Regions from separate parts of the Homo sapiens genome. Here region 1 is linked to region 2. A link is a contact called in ENCODE Hi-C or POLR2A ChIA-PET data. All regions are on one chromosome and are shown on one strand. Each heading gives the region's core, a stretch centred on a gene start or an enhancer-like site at or near the end of the contact. The rest is flanking DNA. Distances are from core to core; before and after follow the strand shown.

What was found. Hi-C counts contacts between places; a loop is a spot of excess contacts on that map. ChIA-PET counts read pairs that join two places held with the same protein, here RNA polymerase II (POLR2A). Pooled maps may share reads with other maps.
Region 1: a map of gastrocnemius medialis shows a loop between it and region 2 (2.0-fold over the local background). The contact joins two enhancer-like sites. A Hi-C loop is called at or near these places in 3 of 168 maps with a recorded cell type or tissue (adrenal gland, endothelial cell of hepatic sinusoid and gastrocnemius medialis), 3 of 37 single-sample maps with no recorded cell type and 4 of 50 pooled maps. POLR2A ChIA-PET finds 5 or more read pairs at or near these places in 5 of 52 experiments (OCI-LY7, Panc1, WTC11 and 2 more).

Annotation. Positions count from the first base shown.
Region 1 is chr18:24,230,811-24,233,985 of GRCh38, reverse strand. All of the region lies in intron 16 of OSBPL1A (oxysterol binding protein like 1A), which reads left to right. Among named protein-coding and RNA genes, the nearest start is that of MIR320C2, 89 kb to the left of the region's middle. RefSeq lists an enhancer at 1-357. Within about 2 kb of position 1,690, at least 7 of the 41 ENCODE cell types and tissues checked have a DNase peak (open chromatin) inside an H3K27ac peak, as active enhancers do; they include gastrocnemius medialis, where a contact is called at or near this core.
Region 2 is chr18:24,197,293-24,200,306 of GRCh38, reverse strand. The region is part of intron 17 of OSBPL1A (oxysterol binding protein like 1A); the gene reads left to right. Among named protein-coding and RNA genes, the nearest start is that of CABYR, 60 kb to the right of the region's middle. RefSeq lists an enhancer at 2,749-3,014. Within about 2 kb of position 1,651, at least 3 of the 41 ENCODE cell types and tissues checked have a DNase peak (open chromatin) inside an H3K27ac peak, as active enhancers do; they include gastrocnemius medialis, where a contact is called at or near this core.

The DNA.
Region 1 (3,175 bases), core at 441-2,940, 34 kb before region 2:
TATAGCCTCCTTGTGTTTTGTTTGTAAGATAATAGGACCCCGCAGAGGCTCACACCTGTAATTCCAGCACTTTGGGAGGCCAAGGCGAGTGGATCACTTGAGGCCAGGAGTTTTGAGACCAGCCTGGCCAACATTGTGAAACCCTGCCTCTACTAAAAATACAAAAGACTTTATCCGGGCATGGTGGCACATGCTTGTAATCCCAGCTACTTGGGAGGCTGAGGCAGGAGAATAGCTTGAACCTGGGAGGCGGAGGTTGCAGTGAGCCGAGATCGCGCCATTGCACTCCATCCTGGGCAACAGAGCGAGACTCTGTCTGAAAGAAAGAAAGAGAGAGAGAGAGAAAGAGAGAAAGAAAGAAAGAAAAATATAATAGGGACCATATCTGTTTACATCCCTGAAGTACGTAGCACAGAATCAGAGTTCTCTAAATGCTTGTCGAATGCAGGTTGTTGAAGAAATGTCATTGATGTTTCTGTCCTCCCTAAAAATATATTGTTATTCAATAATGAGCCTAAGATAATCAGGAATGCATGGTGATTTTATGCATCTATATTCACCACTTTGGATTCTGCAGGGGAGAGTAGGGATGGGTAGCAAAGGAGGAAGGAGGGATGAGATAGTATTGATATTAGAAAATGACATTTGTTCCCAAGGGGTTTACAGTAAAGTTGGAGATAGGATACTGCTACCAGGGAGGGGGCAGATGAAAATTAGTTAAAGGAGAGAAAACTAAAGGTACATGACTTTAGGAATCTCTCATAATCTTCTAAGGAGTTGTTTTTGAAACACTTATTACTGGTTAAATAACTAATTTCATGGTGGTTTTTCTTTAGTAACTAGTCTGAGAGCAGTTTCACGGAAAATTCCTGCTCTTTGAATATTGTAGGTTCAGAACGCATTACTTTTCTTACTGTGTGTTCATTTTCCTTTTGAGAAACATGTTGAGATCAGTTGCTCTAGAAAGGCTTTCTTGCTAAGCGTTCCCCTTAATGCTATTTTGGTTGAAATGTGCATGAATAATGCATAAAATCCGATAGCGTAGATGGGCAAAACCAATAGATAGTTATATCATGAAACTGAAACCAGTTTTAGCATTTCTCAGCAGATGTAAGAGTACATCTTTTAAATCTTGAACACTTGGAGGGCACCAGCCATATCATTCATCTTTCCAAACTGCTTCAGCAACTTGCACTTTACCTGATGTGTGGTAGGTACTTAGTAAATGTTGACTTATTACATCGAAGTCACATGAAAATACTTTGTTTTCTAACTATGGATTATTCTGCAACTGGCCTTTAGTTCTAGAATTGTTTTCTTTGTAGAGTTAATGCATAATGTGACCTTCCTAAAAATAATGTTGAGAAACAAGACAAATTGGGAAGCTCTGGATTTGGTAGCCCAAAATAGATCCACGTAAGATTTCCAGTAGCCCACACACTACGGTTTGTATAACTCCTCATGTTCCATTACATGTGCAGATGTTACAAATTGTAGAAAACAGTAGTAGATTTAGTTGCTTGGGGATGAGCCGGTACTTTTAAGAAACTCTGTCACAAGCAATACCCTACCATTTGGCTAATTTTGACCTTGGACATCATTCAGAGAGGATCTGTCTAGAATGTCTCCGACTCTTGTTGCTTGCTGCCAAGAATCTGTTTCAAGCTTTTGTCACTTCCTTAGTAAATTATTGCAGCAGTCTCTTGGCAGCCCCCTCTGGACTCATCCCGGTTTTCAGTTTATGATTCACTTTAAATATGTTAGGTTGTGTTTACTTTCTTTGTGTTCTTCATATTTACTGTGCTATTTCTGAGTTTATGCAGTTGTACCTCAAGGCTAAATAAAAATTTGGCACTGATATTTTAAGCTGTACCTTGGGTTGCTTTGGACATTTTCAGAACATGCCTGGTACGTGGGAAACCGTAAACAATAAAGGTATTAAATTAAGCATGTGTGCGTTTCCTGGCTGTTTTCTGTTACCTTCAGTAACAGGAGGAAGGGTGACTTGGACATTATCCACAGTTCTTCCCCATCTTGCTGCTTTGTGTACTATTTGTTCTCAGGCTGGTTTCCAAAGGTCAGGATAAAAAAGTGCTTATCAGGATAACTTACAAGAATTGTTGGCATGTTTATATTGTGAACTTTATGGCCTCTTCTTTCAGCCTTTTAATAGTAGGAAAAATTAACAAATCAACTCTTGGAAAGTTCTCTCACTCAATTACAAAAAGGAGCATAGCGGTCAGGATCTTAATTCTAGAGTAAAGTTAAAGTCACCATAAGCCGGCAATAGCCATTCATTGGCTTCCATGCTATTTTGATGAGAAAGGAGACTGTGTTCAATCTGAATGTGTTTAAAATAATTCTGAGTTCTAACATGGACAGAACTTTAAAGATCTTAAAGCAGGTGCAGTGGCTTACACCTGTAATCCTAGCACTTTGAGGCCAAAGTGGGTGGATCACTTGAGGTCCGGAGTTCAAGACCAGCCTGGCCAACATGGTGAAACCCCATCTCTACTAAAATACAAAAATGCTGGGCGTGGTGGTGGGCGCCTGTAATCCCAGCTACTAGGGAGGCTGAGGCAGGAGAGTTGCTTGAATCCAGGAGGCGGAGGTTGCAGTGAACTGAGATCACGCCACTGCACTCCAGACTGGGTGCCAGAGCAAGAGTCTGTTTCAAAACAAACAAACAAAAAGAACTTTAAAGATCTGGGCCATTGTCGACCCATAACATTAAAGCAAACTTTGTGAGATTTTACATTTTAATTCTATTAATACTGCTGTTTTAATTGAGGAACTAATCAGGTAAAGATTCTGTCCACCTTCAATGCTTCTGTAAACTAGAGCATTTTATCTTGTAAAATATATGTTTTTCAAGGTGTTATTCTGACACTTCTTAATGTTTTTGAGAGACAGGGTCTCGCTCTGTTGCCCAGTCTCAAACTCCTGGGCTTAAGTGATCCTCCACCTCAGCCTGCCGAGCAGCTGTGACTACAGGTGCACACCACTGCACGTGGCTTGATGGTTTCCCTATAAAATATAATCATCGACTGAGTCACCTGAATCCTTTTGGAACTAGATGGGAGTAAACACACCCACAAATAAGTGCTTATCAAGAGTATTCCATTTCCCGTCATTACTCAGGGCTGCACAGATTTTCCTAAGTGCTCATCAAAAG
Region 2 (3,014 bases), core at 402-2,901:
CAGGCGTGAGCCATGGCGCCCGGCCTGATTTTTTACTTAATTTTAATTAACATCAGTTGTAAAATGAAGCAGAAACTGTTCTTCCATTAAAAACGACTGTTAAGACTAGATTTCATGTTAACTGTTTAGTAGCTTAATTGAGATATGCTCTAAAAGTGTAGGATACACACTGGATTTCAAAGACAATATGGAAAAAAGTATAACATCATTTTTTGTATGTATTTATATGTTGAAATGCTAATATTTTGGATATACTGGGTTAAATAAAATAAATTACTAAAATTAGTTTTGATTTTTTAAAATGTGGCTACTACAGAATTTGAGATTATACATGAAGCTCTCATTGTATTTCTCTGGCTGGATTTCTTGACCCTGGCACTGCTGACGTTGTAGGTGGGTAATTCTTTGTTGTGGAGCCTGTCTTGTTCCTGGCATGATGTTTAGCAGCATCCTTGGTCGAGCTGGGGTGCCTTTCTGTGCCCTGACTGGTGGAATCCTCCAGCCTCTGTCTGAAACCCTTCCTTAAGAGGCCTCTCTCATCTCCTATTTTTAGAATTCATTGTGACACAGGTCTTTATATTAGCCACCCTAATATAAGCATTCACCTGCAGTAATAGTCCTTCTCTCTTGAGTAGCACAGAATAAACTAAATTCTTTACAAAAGAGGTAATGTCTAATAGGTCGTATACATTCCAAAGCTTCTGCCACAAATACTTAAACTCCCAGTTGGTGCTAGCCATTGTCCTAGGCAACAGGGCCACAGCAGTAGACAGAATATGAGTTCTCATGGAGTTTACATACTGTTTGGGGGTAGGAGGTCATCAACACATCAGCAAGAGAGTGTACCTTATGTCACGTCAATCAGTGCTGTGGAGGGGGAAGATGAAGCAGGCTGAAGTGCATAGCAGCTGGGGGAGCCGGGGGAGCTGGGGGCAAGGATGTTATTACTCCTGCCATCTCAGGCCCTCTCTCCGATATTCCAAGACCCCCCTTGTGCCCACTGTTCGCCACACCCCCAGCTTTTGTTTCTCTAGCTTTGCACGTCCCTTAGCACTGCTTGTAAGAGATGTTTTCCAGACACCTTTGCCTCGCCTCGGATCAGTCCTCCTGCGTGGCGGTCTTCCAATTTCTTTTAAAAGTGGCACCTGGGCCAGGTGTGGTGGCTCACACCTGTAATACCAGCACTGTGGGAGGCTGAGGTGGGTGGATCACTGCATGTAAGGAGTTCGAGACCAGCCTGGCCAACATGGTGAAACCCTATCTTTACTAAAGATAACAAAAATTAGCCAGGCATGGTGGCGGGTACCTGTAGTCCCAGCTACTCGGGAGGCTGAGGCAGAAGAATCGTTTGAACCCGGGAGGTGGAGGTTGCAGTGAGTCGAGATCATACCACTGCACTCCAGCCTGGGTAACAGAGTGTGACTCTCTCTCAAAAAAAAAAAACAACAAAAAAAAACACCAAAACAACAGTGACACCTGAGCCTGAGTCCCAGCTCAGGTTGCCCTCGGGAACGCTCTGCCTGCTGCCCCATTGTGGCAGTCTGAGATTGCACCTGTCTTCTTGGCAGCCTCGTCATGCTATGGGCTTAGACTGTGGTCAGCAACTGAGAGGTCATTTACTAAGCCATGGCTTGTGTGCTGCGTGGGTGTCTCGTGGGCCGGTGTTTCTCTTGCTGCTTCCCATCAGTTTATTGCACAAAGTGTGGTCTCAGTGAGGCAAGGCTCTTGGCTCTGCGTGTCCTACGGAAGAAAATAACATGGGCTCTGTAACGGCTGTTTACCTTTCAAAACCCCTTCCCCTCTGCTTTCTGGTTATGTTCTGAATAGGTAATGAATGTTGCAGATAATCTGACTTCCTTATAAATGAGTAATGATTACATTCTCATAAAATCACAGAAAGTTTTGTGCATAAAAATGAGTATAGGATATTCCCAGGTGGGACTCTTGGCTGACAGTCCTCTGACAATTTCTAAACTGAGGATAATTACAAAGCTCGAATGTCTCTCATCTTCTGCCTCCAAGATATTTGTTGTTCTTGCCTTTCTGCTATTCTTGCCTTTAGTTAGAATGGTAGCACACGGTCTATACATTTAATGTCAGCGTTTGTTGGGGGTGAATGACAGCCCTCATTCCCTCTTCACAAGCTTCTTTCAAGCTCATAACTCTCTAGGTATGCTACACTTTGGATGGACTTTTCCAAGACAGTAGAAGGAAAATTTGGCTGGGCGCGGTAGCTCACGCCTGTAATCCCAGCACTTTGGGAGGCCGAGGCAGGTAGATCACCTGAGGTCAGGAGTTCAAGACCAACCTGGCCAACATGGTGAAACCCCGTCTCTACTAAAAATACAAAAAATTAGCCGGGCATGGTGGCAGGCACCTGAAATCCCAGCTACTCGGGAGGCTGACACAGGAGAATCGCTTGAACCCGGGAGGCAGGGTTGCAGTGAGCTGAGATCACACCACTGCACTCCAGCCTCGGCAACAAGAACGAAAGTCCATCTCAAAAAAAAAAAAAAAAAAGAAAAGAAAAGAACAAAATAGATGGAAAATTTAATTTACATACATCTCTAAAACTATATTATACATGCAAAGCATAGATAATGGCAGGGATTCTTATTCCTGGTATCTATTATTCGTGTCACAGAGATTGATAGTCTTGGATAGTGGGGAATGTGATTTAAATACCATCTGTGGCCACTTATCCAGCAGATTGGTTAGATGGCATATCTGCCAAATGAGCAGTGTGTGTTCCTAAAAAAGAAAAAGAAACTAGAAGAATTCCACCATGGATTATTGACTTAAAAATGTAAATTGTATTAACTTCTATAATCCAAATTAATTAGTTTAATTTAGAGGTTCTTCAGAAGATAATTTTTAAAATATCTAATATTTTAGCTACATGGATGTATTTCAGAAGGCAACTGGAAAACCTTTTATTATTTTATTATTTTTTAGTTTTTGAGACAGAATCTCGCTCTGTTGCCCAGGCTGGAGTGCAATGGCGTGACCTCGGC